2 separate regions of the Mus musculus genome follow, and region 1 is linked to region 2. The links are chromatin loops, found by intact Hi-C in ENCODE. Cell type or tissue: left cerebral cortex. All regions are shown on one strand.

Region 1 (8,000 bases), 120 kb after region 2:
TAGAAACAAGGAAACGTTTGCTCTATGAAGTATTCAAAACTTACTCCAGCTGTCTAACTTCTAAGTTGACAATTTCGCCCTTTCTCACTTTGGAGCTGTGCTGTCAATGGAGAAAGATGAATTTGAGGCATCAGTAAAATATCATGTGCTGTTGCATAAACACAAAATAGTTAAAACTATATACTTACAATTCAAATTACATGAAATGCTGGATGTAGGTGGAAGTAGGCCATGATTTTGTAGCTTTAGTGTAGGTTAGTTTAGTTTAGTTGTTTATTAAGAAAGTCTTTTAAATATATGTCTGCTTCCTTCTTGTTTTATTTTATTTTGACTTGCTAAGAACCAAACTCATGCCTCTAGGCAAATTTTCTACCACTATGCTGCTCACTGAGCCTCCCACTCGCTGGTGGTGCATTCATTCAACACATACAAGTTCCTAGGATTTCATAGACAAGGCATGGAAATAAAGAACATCACCAGTTCCAAAAGAGCCAGCCCTTTCTCGCACTGATAGTCTATTGAGGTGTTACTGCTTACAGTATATTTTCAATAGCCTTCCTGGAAAATCTAGAGGCTAATAGATTAATGGTGGCAATAGGAGCCTTCATGAAAGAGTTCTAAAAATACAGTACCTTTCAAAGTCTCTGCTGACATGAAGGCCCTGCGATGACATTGAGATTATTGTGCTAGGAATATATTCAGCCCAGAGGGCATGCGCTAAATAAAACATGGCCAAAAATATCTACATCTTCCTTAGACTATCTATCCCTTGTCTCATGGCTCCAGCTTATCACCCTAGAGCCTTCTTTCATTTGTTTTAATAAAAATTTTATTCAGCCATATATATCTGTACTATAAAAATAGCCATGGTTATTTTCCATGTCTTATAGGTGACTTTTTTTTTTCACACCTCTGTAGTGATTGAATGGAAGTTACACTGAAGAGGGTATTCACATGTATCCAAGGGCTGGGGGCCTGGGGGGACAGGTAGTTTTCAGGCCATACCAAATGTTTAACTGATGATATTATATGAATGTTGGTTAAACTTTAAAATTTATACGTGACATTAAAAGGCAAGGATTTACAGTTCCTCCTCATCTCTTGGAAGATGTTGTTGCATTGCACATTCGTGGGTAACAAAAAGTCACTAAAGCTTAGCTACAGGCACTCCTCTGGGAATCTCTCAAACTGAGCCAGCATCCCTGCTGCCTACCTGCATCCTACAGTGTACACCACGCATGAGCTTTCCTCACTGCACATTTTGATCCTACCTTCTACATAGGCTTTTGAGAAACAGATTCTTGTTCTAACAGAACATTACAGTAGATGGATGTTTTCTGCCAAAATTGATGTACAATAGTGCTAATTAGTTACACTTCCTGAAAGAAGTGTGTGTGTGTGTTCATGCACTTGTATGTGTTTGTGCATATATGAGGAGAGTGTTTAAGTGATTCATTATGCAATGCTACAGCACAATGTTACTTATTCAGAAACTTGCTAAAAATGTAAAACTAAGTCATTCTAATTTTATCATACATGGATGTTTATGTTTAAATTACTATGGCTGTCCCAATATTCATCTTACTTGTCTAGGATAGGTAAAGGGTTTGAAAGCCCAATTCTAAGCAAGGCGATCTCAAAGTCCTTTTTGATTCTTTGGGGGGAAATTTTATATGTTTGATTTATTTCACAAAACTACAGTTAAAAGCTATTTTAACCTTTGAGCTTTTCTGCTCATATGATTGACAAGCCTTTCACTGTCACTTTTAGAAAGTAATGTATAGTTTTTTTCTTTAATTCTCTTCCCCTTATTATCTCTTTGTTGATGATCATGGATTTGCAGAACACATGCCTTTTAGTATCCATTCCTACTAACCTATCTGTATCATTTATTACATTAGCCCTGTGCATGTTTGGGGATTCAAGGTACATATTAAATAGACTTCAAGTTACAAAATTTAATTTCAAGGAACATTCGAAGTGGAAAGATGCTTGTTGGCACTTGGAAGACAGATGAGTACTTAGAAATTGCTTGTGTGGGGCAGTAACAGAAGGGACTGGTGATTGGTAGGATGGGGAAAGGTATTGTGATACAGACAGCGTGTAAGACAAAAACCTCCTGTTTCCTTGGCTGTTGAAAGAAGTTCAAATAAATCTGGCTGCAGGAGATTTTTGGAACAAAACTTGGGAACAAGATGTAGAAAACCTTAAATTCTGAGTTTAAGACTTCAAAGTTAGTTCTATGAGAAAAAGGTACAGAGAGTGCCCAGACTCCTACAGGAACTGAGAAGAGCCCCTGCCTAGGTAGACTTCTATTACAGATGGTCACCTGCACTGTGTCTCAGTTCTGTAAGTGGGTGGTGAAAAATTTGCTGTCCATTGGCTCTACAGTTTGGTCGTCAGCGCCTGGCCAAAAGAGCCAAGAATGAGCATATGGATCAGGAAAACCCATCAGATTATTAGGTAGTGTTTATGCTGGTCCAAGTACTGTTTTAGATGCATTAGATATATTGTCTGAAATGTATTCAGTTTTTAACTACCATATTTTTGTCCAGATTCAAAATTAGCCACATTTAGTCATCCATGGGCATATGAAATAGGTACTCACACACATTGCTATTCTATAGATTACAAAAACCTGAGCCACAATTGGAGTCACGTTGCTAAGGCAGCTTAAGGGATGAGCATACTGTTGCCCCTCAATTCAGCAAAAGCATGAACTTGATCCTTTGAATTGTGTGGCTCTCGTAATGACAAGTGCAACCACATGTCCTGTATCTACCACATGGCAGCTCTGGTTACAAAGATGGTCTCACTTTTCTTGCAAACAGCTGTTCTACCTGCCTTCCTGACCTTCTGATTTCTCTGGGTTCACTCATCCTTCTGTTGTGTTTTTTCTTTTAATGATCTTGGGTAGATACTTATTTGTTCTCTTGCATTCAAACTTGCAGTATTCAGAAAGTCCATTTGATCCTTTCTAGCAACTGTTTTTCACATTCTGTTGAACACCTTCCGTTTTCTGCCCAGACACCAAGGAGATAAGGTGTCTTCATTTATTGGTGCTCATTCTTTCCACATTTCTACTTCTGTCTTTATTCTTACCTGTCATTTTCCTTCCCTTGATTGTGTCGTTAAGGAGAGGATGAGGTGTTCTCCTAAAGGGGAGTCTAATTATCCTGCCTTTGCCCCTGGGCCTGCATGCTTCAGTTAGTTCAGCACTGTGGTCCACAGTGTGTTCATGATCCATAGTCTTTTATTTTTTCCTTTCTGCTTTCTGTTTTCTGCCTCATATTCCCTGGATGCCAAATTTAAAACTCTCTAGTTTGGAACGGTGGCTGGCAAATAAATCCAAACTCCCTTTCTTTGGGATGTTATCTGAATTCTCTTAATGTTTTAACTATAAACTTAACTTGTATATGCTTTGTCCTAATCTTTTCAAGCATATCACAGATTTTCCAAATCTATGCTGTAGGCTCTGCCAAACTAGCAGTTAAGAGAAACAAAGGCTCTGCCCAATGAGTCCAGAATGAAATGAAGGTGATGACAATGTATAGAATAAATAAGAAAGTACTATAATACATTTGAAATCAACATGAGTTAAGAAAAATAGGAGGTACAAAGGATATGAAGAAGTGGGCAGAAAAATGCAGTTTTTAGTAGGGAAGAGAGAAAGTGAGCCGCTGAGAAGTAACTTTTGTGGACAGTTTTGATGAAAAGAAAAGGGCAAGTCTCAACTCGCATCGCTGCATGGAGAAAACTGGTGAAGAGCCTCTGAGCATGGGGAGCATGCACATGTTATTTAAAACCTCACAGGAATATCAACCTGTCCAGACATAGTAGGTGAGGACCTGCAGCATAAAAGATAGCAGTATAAAATGATGTCACATGCCTACTTCCTCTCTATTCATCCAACTTCCCTCCTTTGAGAACTCATTTGATAATAGTATCTGAGGTGTTTACCTATTTATATAACACTCATATATCTTTGACCATGGTATTTATTGCTGTCCATTGCTTTATTATTCACAGATACACTTTTGCTTATGTATTATAGAAAGATTTAATCAATGCTTATTCAATAAAATAAAATACATCATTATAATAACTGATTTCTTCAAAAACATTTAAAATTTTTATTCAGTTACATATTCATTAGAAATAAGTAGTATTTAGTCAGTGTGTAGCAAAGTCTTTTTGATATTCCCTCCTTTAAGTAGAATGATATTTTGGGAATAGATTCTTTCTTAAAGCTTATGGATTCCATTTGTTTTGTACCTTGTTTAAATGTATAAATTGTGTTCTGACTTTTTTCACGTTTAAAAGGAACATCAGCTTCAGCCCTGCACAACTTCGAGGTTATGGTCACGATGAAACAAACACAATGAGGATGAAATCCAGTGTTTCATAGCCAAACAGATTTGCATGATCTTCTAGGGAATTTCAAATGCAAAGATGGCTTTATTTGAGTGTGAACCTCTTAAGGGAAAATGGCCTGTCAAAAGATATGCTCCTAAGTTTTGTCCTCAGGCCTCTGTGAACACATATTCTGATGTGCTGCGAGGGAACACCACAAAACTGGAGATGTTCTTGGCTTTCCAAAATAGAACGCTCCCCACTCCAACTGTGCTCATTAAAGGTCTCGGTAACACACACTGCAAAAAAATAAAGTGTGGGTTTAAATGACCAGACCAACCTCTGACTGTGGTTATTGCCCTTTTAAAGACAAGAGACAATTAATGTAGGCCAGCATTATTCTCAAGCCCTTTCCCTCCCACAGGCAGCTGCAAACGGATGGCGTGGCTTTCCTGTGAGTGGAGGTCCTTGAGGGCAAATATGTAACATAGACAAGAGCTGTAGTGATATATTTTTGGAGAAGTTTGACTACCTTCAATTGTGCCGAATGGAATGATGATAGAGTTTGAAAAAACACTTAGGCATATATGAGCGCCTAACTGTGCCTTAGGTTTGGTAACACTTCGACAGACCATTTAACATAGTATTTTTATTTGTAAGATGGGAATAATTAGCATGCATACCATAGAGGATAAAAACCTCCACCCAAAGCACATAGCAGCCATTGGGTACATAAGAATTGCTTCTAACTTCCTCCTCCTTATTATTGTCATAATCATCATCATCAAATTATCATCACCACCACCATCCTATCGTCAACACCATCATCACAAGCATGAGCCCTATCACCATCACCATCACCATCATCCCTGTCATCTTCCCCATTATCATCATCATATCTATGTTTGATCATCACCACTATCTTTATTCACCTAATCGCTAAAATCCTTTTAAAGAAAATATACTTTCGCACTTTTATAAAAATTCTACATTCCTAGGGTTCTTTGGGTTCGATGGGGATCTGGAAATGGTTTCCTGTGTTGGTTAAGCCATTCTAATTGCAGCAGACGGCAGTCCTCAGCAAAGCCCCCTAAGTTCTCCTGTCTGCAAATGGAGCACAAAGGATTTTACATTTGGCAGAGCACTCTTCAGTGACTTGAAAGTGTACCTCTGTGGGCATGCACAGCAGAAGCTCATCCGAAATACCAGGAACTTTGAAATGTGAAGTCTGACTTTTAAATCAAGTACATTTCTGTGCAGTGTTTTCTTTCCAACTTTCTAATTTTATTGCATCATGAATGTTCCAGCTGGAAGCACCAGTTAACAGTTGGTTTAAAGTGTTTAAACTTAATTTTTAATGCATTTTAAGATGTGTGTGTGTGTGTGTGTGTGTGTGTGTGTGTGTGTGTGAGACTGTGTGTGTGGATCTCTAGATTCACTGATAAGAAAAAACAATGTTGCTGGCTGCATTGCTAATTACCAACATTTACTGAATCCTTCTCTCTGTGAGCTGTTAGTTGTTTAGAGGTTAATTTAAAATCTGAAACTTTTTTAGTTGAAACTTGCCAGTCATTCATAATACAGAGCAGTCCACTTATATCAACCTATAGGGGACAATGAGTGCCATTAATTGAACCAATATCCATAGACCAGTTTGTCACATTTTCACGACTTAGAATATTGCAAACACACCAGGATGAAAATTCCTATACATAATTTCCTAGTGAGGAGTTAAGCAAATGGATTGAATTCATCTGGCTATACCAATTTGCCTCTAAAGAGGCAAATACTATAGAAAGTTCTAGTCTTCTCATAAGCACACATTCTATAGTGAGCATGACTCCAATAATATAATTGCATTACATTCCTCAGTTTCACAAACTGGTACTTTTAAAGTGCCTTGGCATATGCAAACTCATACTTACTCTTGCATGGATGGATCATTCCTGCTTTCTGGAGTAAAACATGTGCTTGCAGGGGCCATCATGGGATCCTGAGTAGATACACATCTTGAGCACAAGAACATTGACATACATTTTGTGTTTTTAGTTTTTGGTAATAAAATATTTGCCATCACTTTTTCTCAAGCCTAGTATGATGATCTAAATAATTATATATATATATATATATATATATATATATATATATATATGCATATATATATATATATATATGCACACACACACACACACACATACATGCTTGGAATTTGTAAGTATAACATAATACCTAATATAACTCGATTTTGGTATATAGTCCGGGGATATAGCTCAGTGGTACAGAGTACACATTCAATGCTTTAGGTTCTAAGTTCAAATGATTACAAAATATATGATCGTTCATATTGCAAATCCTTTAAGAGTGCTAAATATTTATTTTAACATCGTTTCTCTGACTTCTGTCATAGCAAAGACTTTGTCAAAATATAAACCTCCTTCCTGAGATTGCATGAGTTTCTTCCTGGTCATTACCAACTCTACACTGATAAATAATTTGAGTTAAATACTAGAGAGATGTTTCAGGTCACATTTCATCCTCTGTGTTACCATAAAGCCATTTTCCCCTCAATCACTAGATAAGCCAGTGTGTTGGTGGAGAGACAGTTGGCCAATGCTCAGGCTCAAAGCATAGGGATTCAGTTTGAGAAGAGCTAAGGAACATGGCTACCCTGGTCTGCATGTGGAAAGCTGAAACCTGACTATTTTGGGCTGCAGACATGTAAATTACATATTGCAAATAAATAATTCTTCCAAATATATTGCTCTATAAGTAGTGACCACTATCTTCATCTTGAACTAAGGTATACAACTTGTAACATAATGGCTGCATTTTCTATGCAACAAAATGTTATATGACAAGTCAGTTTAAACTCATTGGAGAAAAGAAAAGTGATATCTCTAATGTCTTCCTCTAAGATTTCAATAATTGGATTTCTATTCTAGGTTGACTCTTTTGTTATCGTTATTGTTCTCATTGACATAAGATTAATATTTTGCCATTATTTTGTCTCTTTTAATTTTCAAAAGTATCAACATGTGCCCATTCTGGAAACAGGCACATTTCTCTAAGGGAACTGAATTACAAAAAGTAGCATGTAATTTAGTCAACATCAAATATAATTTCTATGGCTAGGGAGATATATTAGGAAAACTAAAATAATATTTTTGCTCTGATAAAGTATCACCAGTATATGTAATGATTCTATTTTCACCTACAGTTATTAGCTGATATCATAGTGTTTGCTGTAACCCTTTTAAAATTCAAATAACAAAGTCTCAGATTTTCTATAATCCAACATTTTTGAAACTATTTTTCACATTAATAAGAAACTTTTTATTGTTCTTTCTCTGTTCTTTTCTAAAAAACAAGCATGCAGTGTTTGAACAGTTGGTAGACTGATTACTTGATTGTGCACTGTCTGTCATACATGATAACTTAGAAGTGTTAGAAATTCTAGTGCAGATAATCAAGTCAATACTCAGCTGGCTTTTGTTATTTTTGTGATAATGTGTTGATTAGTCACTGTAAGAGCTGTGTTGAAAAGTCGGTGGTGTAGGCCAAATTTTGGACATTTAATAGTATGAGATTTTCATTGCTGGATCCATAAAATAATGAGTGACTGTCGCCTAGATACTATGCATTATGCT
Region 2 (8,000 bases):
CTGGGACTCAAAGAGCTTGAGAACTAGGCAACTTGGAAATTTCTGTTCTTGCAATTGAAGAGAAATTGTCTTAATTTCTTGTATTAAATCACGTATTTCCACAGATCTCACACCTCAAGTTTGTATAGGGGTGTGTGTGTGTGTGTGTGTGTGTGTGTGTGTGTGTGTGATTTTTGTAATTCTCTTGGAAAGGTCTAAATGATTGGCATTTGGGGGAAGCCACTGTATTTCTGACCCTCGTTATGCAACAAATGGCTTTAGTGTTTGTGAGAACCTTTGGGAAGATTTTAAAAGAGATGTCCTACCATCTTCTTGTTGCAGATAAAAAATTTATCATTGCAAATGCCAGAGTGCAGAACTGTGCTATCATCTACTGCAATGATGGCTTCTGTGAGATGACGGGTTTCTCCAGGCCAGATGTCATGCAGAAGCCGTGTACCTGTGACTTTCTCCATGGGCCTGAGACCAAGAGGCATGATATTGCCCAGATTGCCCAGGCGCTGCTGGGGTCAGAGGAGAGGAAAGTGGAGGTCACCTACTATCACAAGAATGGTAATGTGGATCCAGCTAGGATTCCTTCTATTTGATTCCCTTGTAGTGAAATTCCGATTACCAAAAGTTCATATGCAGACGAAACCTCACATAATTAATTGTAGATGGAATTTTTTTTTACATGTAAAGTCTCAGTATCTGAGAAGTATGAATGTTCTTATTTGACCAGTGACAAAACTTCTTCTTTGTGTAAGCATACCTTGTTTGAACTCTGTAGAGGTGCAGTAACTTAATGTCACCAAGGACGAAAATGCCATAAGTCACCCCTGACACTTTTCAAGGGAGTGGTGTGAGAATTAGTAACTCACTGTTTGCATTTTTCATGCATAGTGTGAGTCGGTACATACTATCTGCCTGACATTGAATATATTACCACGGTCTTCATTAAAACAGTGTAATCTGAAATGAACATTGGTGCAGTGATAAGTGTATCTTGGCTTTTAAAGTGTTGGTTGTTGGTACTTTTGTGTCTTTCAACTGTTTTTAGAGAAGATTAGGTACAGTTTATAAAAACCTCTACAACTGAGTGACTAAACTTGGTTCCATGCAGTTGTTATAAAATAAGAGATGTAGAAGACATTACTTGTAAGAAATACAGAAAAGGAGCTCTGAATGTGCAGTTATTAATATTCACTTGTTAAGTTGTTAAGTTATTAGTATTAAAATTAAGACTAGTATTTCAAGCTCAAGGACACACTACTTTCTTATAGCCTTTCCCTGGGAACAATGTGCATGCATTTACATTGTAGCATACACATATGAATGTGCACATGCATGCATGCATGTGAACACACATATATATTCAGATATAAATAACTGAATATAAATAGGTTAGTCTATATGAATACTCACATAATTCACTTTAAAGCATAGTTGTAGTCTCACATCTACACATGTAAATTACCCATTTAGTAAAACATTTGTAGAAAACAAGTACATTGTAGGTTATTTTGCCAATATTGCATCATCTATTTTGCTGTTTTATTTACAAAAATTAATGAGGGTGAGGAGAATCTGCTCAGACTTTTAGAAAACCCTTAAGCTTGGCAATGCATGCTATCCTATAGGCTACACCGGATTATGACTTATTATTTGAAAACTACAGAGAAAAAAATAGCAAAAGAAAGGTTAATTCTTTGTCTTATTTTCTTGTAATTAAATGTTTCAAAGTAAGAAATGTACAGTTCTTAATTACTGGATTTTTCTCCATCCTATGAACTTGCACTTGAGTGGGAATTGCAATCGAGTATTACTGGAAAGGCAGGTTTGTATGACTTTATATTGCTCTGGAATGAAGGCAATTATATGATTATCAGAGAGCAAAGGAATTGAGCTGTAAGTTCTTCCCAGTTCACTCTTATTTTCCGCTCAGTAGCATTGTATATTATAAATAGCCCAATTGCTTCATTGTTAGAGATACTGCTTCACAGAGACTATCACAAAGCACTGCACCTTATCTCTTTTGCCTATTTTGTTCCAAGAAGTATGCCTTTTGAAATTTTAAGAATTTCTTTGAAATGTAGGTTATTTCTTCTCTAAATGTTCCAGAGGATGTTGACATGGTCTACATCATGGTTGTTTAAGGCTTGGCAGACATAATTGTTGTTATATTTTCAAGATTGCTTCAGAATGTTTTCATCTTTAAAAAAGTTAAAGTACTACTCTAGTTAAGCCAGTGAGCTGCTAAGCAAATTTTTGGTTTTAAATAACAATTCTATCTATTGTATTGAAACTAAAATGTGGAATTTTGGACACTCATCACTTCATTCACTATAACTGAAAAGATGAGCTCAGAACAATTTTCAAGAGGAAATTTATAGAGAAGCACAAACCTGTTGGTTACAAGCCTGCAGTAAAGTTGTCAGCGTATTGCCCATTGCAAATGTATGTCTGAATGCTTTGCTTAGCTATATGAATTTTGAGGGGGAGGGGAGAGAAGAGAGAGAGAGCGAGACAGAGAGACAGAGAGAGACAGAGAGAGGCAGAGAGAGACAGAGAGACTAGAGAGAATTTTGTACAAGGAACCTTTGGAAGTTTGTGGAAATATAGATATGTTATTTTTTCATACAAATTTTGTCTTTATTGATGTTTTCAGGTATGGCACGCTTCTAAGGAGTAGCGCCTCTTTAGAGTCAACAAGAAACTGTCTACTTAGCTTTAGTTAGTAGAGGAAATAAATAGATGAACTCACGGATTTTTCCCCCCAAGGAAAGGTTATTAACTCAGATCCCCTGGAAGACGGTTAAGATAGAGATATATTTCCCTTCTTGGGATCCAATAAACTAGTGGATGGCTTAATTTTGAGAGTTTGTTGGTTTATTCACACGACAGCTATAAAATCAGTAAAAGCTTATGAGACCCAAATGCTTTGATAGTCTCACCTCTTATTGACCTGCTGCAGGCCACTTTATATTTATAAAAGCAGACAGACAGAAGAAAAACACAACATAGAAATATTTTCATTGGTTTGTTTCTTAATGTTTCCTTAATGCCTTTTAACTAAGTTCATCTACTTCAATCACTTGTATTTTTGTTGTTTTTTTTTTATTCTTGATTCTATTCAGTAAATGCTTCCTATTTTATTAATTCAGCAATTCAGTCATATATATATATATATGTATCTCACGATGAGAAAGTGAGGAAGTGTTCCTATATTCTGTGCTTTCCATTCATTCATGATGGATCAACAAAATACGTTTAAGCATCAAAATATCTGAGGAGTGAACCATTATTTTTGAAAGCTTGCTTTTTGAAGTGCCTCATTGGCTTGCTGAGCAGGGGAAGCCAGAGCTGGTCCCAGTGGAAACACGACATGCCGCACAGTTCACTAAGAAGCAGTACTTCCTATCTTGCTCAGTATGTGACTGTTCTAGGTAGAGTAGAGATTGCTGTTTACCAGAATATCAATTCTTAAAAACCCACTTATCTGAAGTAGAAGCACTTGACAGCTCTTCCTTTGAGAATTCTATTTTACAGTTTAAGTCATTATTGCATAAATCATTCTTGGCAGCTCTGAATGTTGCTTGAGGTGATGAAGCTGTAAATCTTTTGACACGAAACTCTAATTATATAAAACTATAATTACACTGAGGCTTATATAAGGGTGGGCATGTATTTTAATATGGTGATACCTTCATGTTTAAAAAAAATACCTTAAAATGGGGTCGTGATTGGGATCTGGAAAACATTATTTATTCTCTTGTTTGTGGCTTGTAGGTGATGGAATAAGAAACATAAAACAATAGCTTAATCTGCTCTACTTTAATTTACTTGGTTATCTGAATTTTAGTGCACCCTATCATCAAAATAGCTTGTTGATCACCCTACAACCTTACTATATAAGTGTGTAGCACAAGTTTCTAAACAACTTTAAAAATGTGGAAAACCAAAGTAAACTTCAGTAAAAATAAGGGAGCATTATGATTTTAGCATTAAGATTCTAGACACAGTATAGTCTCAATTTTACCAACCAAGCAGTGTTACACGTAGTTGTCTTTCTATTCTTTGTGCTGCTTTTCAATAGCTAGAGAATAGAAAGTGGCTAAGGAGAGTCCTTAACCCATCAGCTCAGAGTACCAGAGGCAATGTATAATTCCACTAAAGTTGAAAATGGCCTTGGTTGGTTAACATTGGATTTCTTGTCCCTGCAAGCTATGCAGAAAGATCTAAAAGGCTTTGTTCTGCAGGTAAGAGTGAAGGCTCCTTCTGGGATTTACCTCTCTCTCCTAGGTGACATGTTAATTACAGGTACATACAGGGCAATGGTGGTCTATGTTTTGAGGTATACGACAGCACAACAAAAGTTCAAGTGCAATTTCTAAACCAAAGATGTTTACAGGAAGTTGTTTATAAACAAAGAGAAATGTAGAGAGGAACATTATGACATTTAGAGTCAGTTACTACTCTTTCTCTCTTCCCCAGCTTTAAAATAACTACTAATATAATCCTTTTACCACACTTTGTCACTTGCACATTATAATGACGTCTTAAGGAAGCAATGCGGTTTAGTTAAAATTTTAGTCATATGAAATAACTATTATAATACCTTTACATAAGCTTCATGCACATAATATATTCTGCTCTTCTAATTCTTGGATTGTGTAGTAGAGATGCAGATGGTGGTTTTAAATACAGAAATAGCAATATAGTTTGTGTGTGTGTGTGTGTGTGTGTGTGTGTGTGTGTGTGTGTGTGTTCAAGCAACAGGAAAGTTTTCCAAGGAGTGTGTTGCCTGTGATTTCTTTCACTTTCCCTCTCGACTTCTCCATACTTTATCCCATATGCGCATTGTTATATCTGAGATTCTAAAATTCATTTTCTTTCCCTAACATCTCATGCCTTCTGGAGTTTATACATGATCCATTGTATCTCTTAAGAAAATAACCATTCTGATAAAGTAGTCCTCCTACAACTGCAAAACTTCATTTCATTATTGTCTCATATGAAACCAAAAGGTCCTGAAGATTGGAGAGGTCTGATCTTAGCTTGATACTGTACTCTCCAGCTGTACACTCGTGATCACTGATGCCAAAAGGTACAATCTTTTCTGGTGGCTTAGGAAATGACTTCTTGGTTATTTTTATCGATTTCAAGGGACAGAATAGGATAGTCAGAATAGCTTGCTTTTCTGCTGAACTTGAAGGGGTTGTGTTTGCTCTGTTCTCTGTTTTGGTTATTTGTTATAAATAGGTACTGGGTCTGTTGCAGCCAGCTTCTGAGGGAATCTTAGGACAGTTGAGCTCATGGAGCTAGTGGGTATAGATAGTATGAAGCAGTGAGATGAGCTGTTCATCTTGCCATTTGATTCAGAAGCCAGAAAATCACTTCTAACTTTTTTCTCGTCTATCTACCTGGTCAAAAAATATTGCACAGTACTTCTCCTGCTTCTCCATTCACTGTCAAGTCCTTTGATTAAATTCTACATGACCCACTTTTGGAAGCATGGAAGTATTGTTTTCCGTCTCTGCAATCGGCTTCTCGCATTGCCATCAGAGGGCTCTTGCTAAAACATGAATCACACTGATGATTTAGTGAAACTAAGAATCACTGTAAGTGAATTTTATGCATTAAGTAAAGGGTACAATTCCATACAATATGTGCCCTACTAATCACCCTTTACAGAAAGAACACTGGGATGAGAGAGCCTGAGTCTGAGTCATTTGTCAGGTCCCAGTGTTCAAAATTGATGATGGGTCCCAAGTTCTTAGCAGCTTTTCCTCACTGCTCAATGCACCTATGCAAGGCCATGGGCTGCAAACTTATACTCTTTAAAACTCTCAGAATAAAGTTCAGCACTTCTATTCAGTGTTTTTGGTGGCCTTCAGAATCAAATTTACTTGGGTTTTCAAGTGGAAAATATTTACATAAAACAAGGTAATTTTTCATCTCTAATATCAAGGTTAACTTGCTCAAATTTACCTTCCTGTTACCTTAATTTCCTTTTCCCATATTAGAAAATAACATCTCTTTTTTAAACCTAGGTATCCTGGCCACAACACTATCTGTGACATGGCTTCTTGTCTGTACTGTGTTCAGAGAAGATCAGTTAATTGGGATAATTAGCAAGGTTGTTTCTCCTACAAATTTCATGCTTCAAACATATTTGATTATTGCAATGTGTGTATATATATATATACATATATATAATCATGTATATATAAACATATATTTGTAAGTTTCAATGTATCTATGTGTGTATGTATGTATGTATGTATGTATGTATGTATGTATGTACGTATGTACGTATCAAGGCTATCTATGTAAAATCCTCAGAAGATTTATTTTCTCTTTGGCCTTTTCCTCCACTTCTGACCTTCTGACCATCACAGATCTTCTGAAGAAGGAAGAAAAGACATTTTTCTGATGTAATTCCTGATTGCCTCCAGAGTTCACTCCATTGAATGTCTAGCTGTTTGGTTCTTGATTCCAGCCTGAATTCTGGAGTAGACTAAAAATTATGGTCAATACTATAAGTTATGGTCATTAAATGAATCTATTTTCTGAACACAAGCATAAAATATTAAGTCTCCTGATTTAAGGACTCAGAAATGTAGATCAATGCTGGCTACAAGTTTTGAGTTTAGTAAATGTGCTTTGAAGAATGAACATGGAATGCAAAATAATACCATAAATTTATAAAAGTTGAAAAATTGGTAGGGAAAGTGTGATGTTTTGGTTTATAAAAATCACATATAATCTTTAGGATAGTTTTATCCTTAGTTTATTAATGATCATTTATATATATATATATATGACATATATATATATTAGCTTGGTTAATATTTGATTTCTTTTTTTGTTTGTTTGAGATAGTATCTCTAATAACTACTTGTGTTACTCAATATTGGCATTTTATATGTGGTTTATCATTATCATTTAGTATTTTCTTTTTCATTTTCTTTTAAGACATGGTTTTACTCTGTAGCTCAGGCAGACCTGAAAATTGCTGTTTAGCCTGGCTGCCCTCAAATTTGAAATGTTCCTGCCTCAACTTCATGAGTGTTGAGACTGTGGAGGTATACCACTATACCCAGTTCTGCTCATCTTTTATTGAGATTGTTTAACAGTAATGACACGTTGGCGCTAATGTAATAATGACCAGATAAAGTCCAAAAAATAATTATTGTAAGTAATTAATTTTTAGTCAGATTATTATTTCCTCTTTCTTAACAATGATGTCTATATTTAGTAACAATGACAAATAAGAAATTTGCACTGCTGTAACAACGTATAAATTTAAATCACACCTACTTGGAAAACTCAATGTTAAATTCATACAAAGATTTATGAGTGAAAATTTTTTAAACGAGTTTCCATTTATCTTTCTTGCATACATTAACATTTTCTTTCTTCCTCTGAGAAATCTTTATTAACCCTATATTTGATTTCACATGCTGAAAGTTTATCTTTACTGATGCAAGGTTTCAAATGAATGCACAGTGGATGTGCTCGTCAGATGTCAATTCCAGGTGACCATCATAAATGGACTGAGGCCTTATACCAAAATCCAGTTTTTCATCAAAGAACTAATACTTATTGAACTGAATTTCTGTGTCTGGTATTTTATACAAGTTGCTTTATTGCTTTACCATGGAAATATTGTGAGTCAATAGTATCATATTATTCCATTCTCCAAATTAGTTCATTTGTAATTAAGAGAAGTTAAGCAAAGCATTAATGAGCACAGAGCAAGAGAGCATGAGAAATACAGTCTATCCTTGTCTTAGTTTATAGGCTTTATTATATTGTCTTCAAATGAGATGCTCTTATAGCCTACATGCATTTATTTTAGTTCTTAACCATAGACCTGATTGATTATGCATAGGATACATATAAGTTTGATGCACACCAGAAGGAGTGGTTTTCTCTAAGTATTTTCAAATTTAAACTTGATTTACTGGACAAATGTAATCTCTACCTGGAACTTTTAAATTCAATGGAATGTGGCT

Evidence for each region. Peaks named below come from ENCODE experiments on the same cell type or tissue, not always from the same donor. Only the 100,000 strongest peaks of a DNase experiment are listed, where the experiment ranks them.
Region 1: a loop joins it to region 2, with 2.8 times the contacts of the local background. A loop is called at or near these places in 2 of 42 quality-filtered maps.

Annotation. Positions count from the first base shown.
Region 1 is chr2:63,056,166-63,064,165 of GRCm38, reverse strand. All of the region lies in intron 2 of Kcnh7 (potassium voltage-gated channel, subfamily H (eag-related), member 7), which reads left to right. Among named protein-coding and RNA genes, the nearest start is that of Gm52513, 92 kb to the right of the region's middle. In left cerebral cortex, no CTCF peak of the experiment used is centred here; DNase peaks (open chromatin) are centred at 385, 1,241, 4,702 and 5,595; H3K27ac peaks cover 1,506 bases.
Region 2 is chr2:63,174,608-63,182,607 of GRCm38, reverse strand. Kcnh7 (potassium voltage-gated channel, subfamily H (eag-related), member 7) reads left to right here. Exons shown (of 16, transcript NM_133207.2): 2 at 322-552. Among named protein-coding and RNA genes, the nearest start is that of Gm34110, 5.1 kb to the left of the region's middle. In left cerebral cortex, no CTCF peak of the experiment used is centred here; DNase peaks (open chromatin) are centred at 3,421, 4,270, 4,758, 5,292 and 1 more place; H3K4me3 peaks cover 2,330 bases; H3K27ac peaks cover 4,247 bases.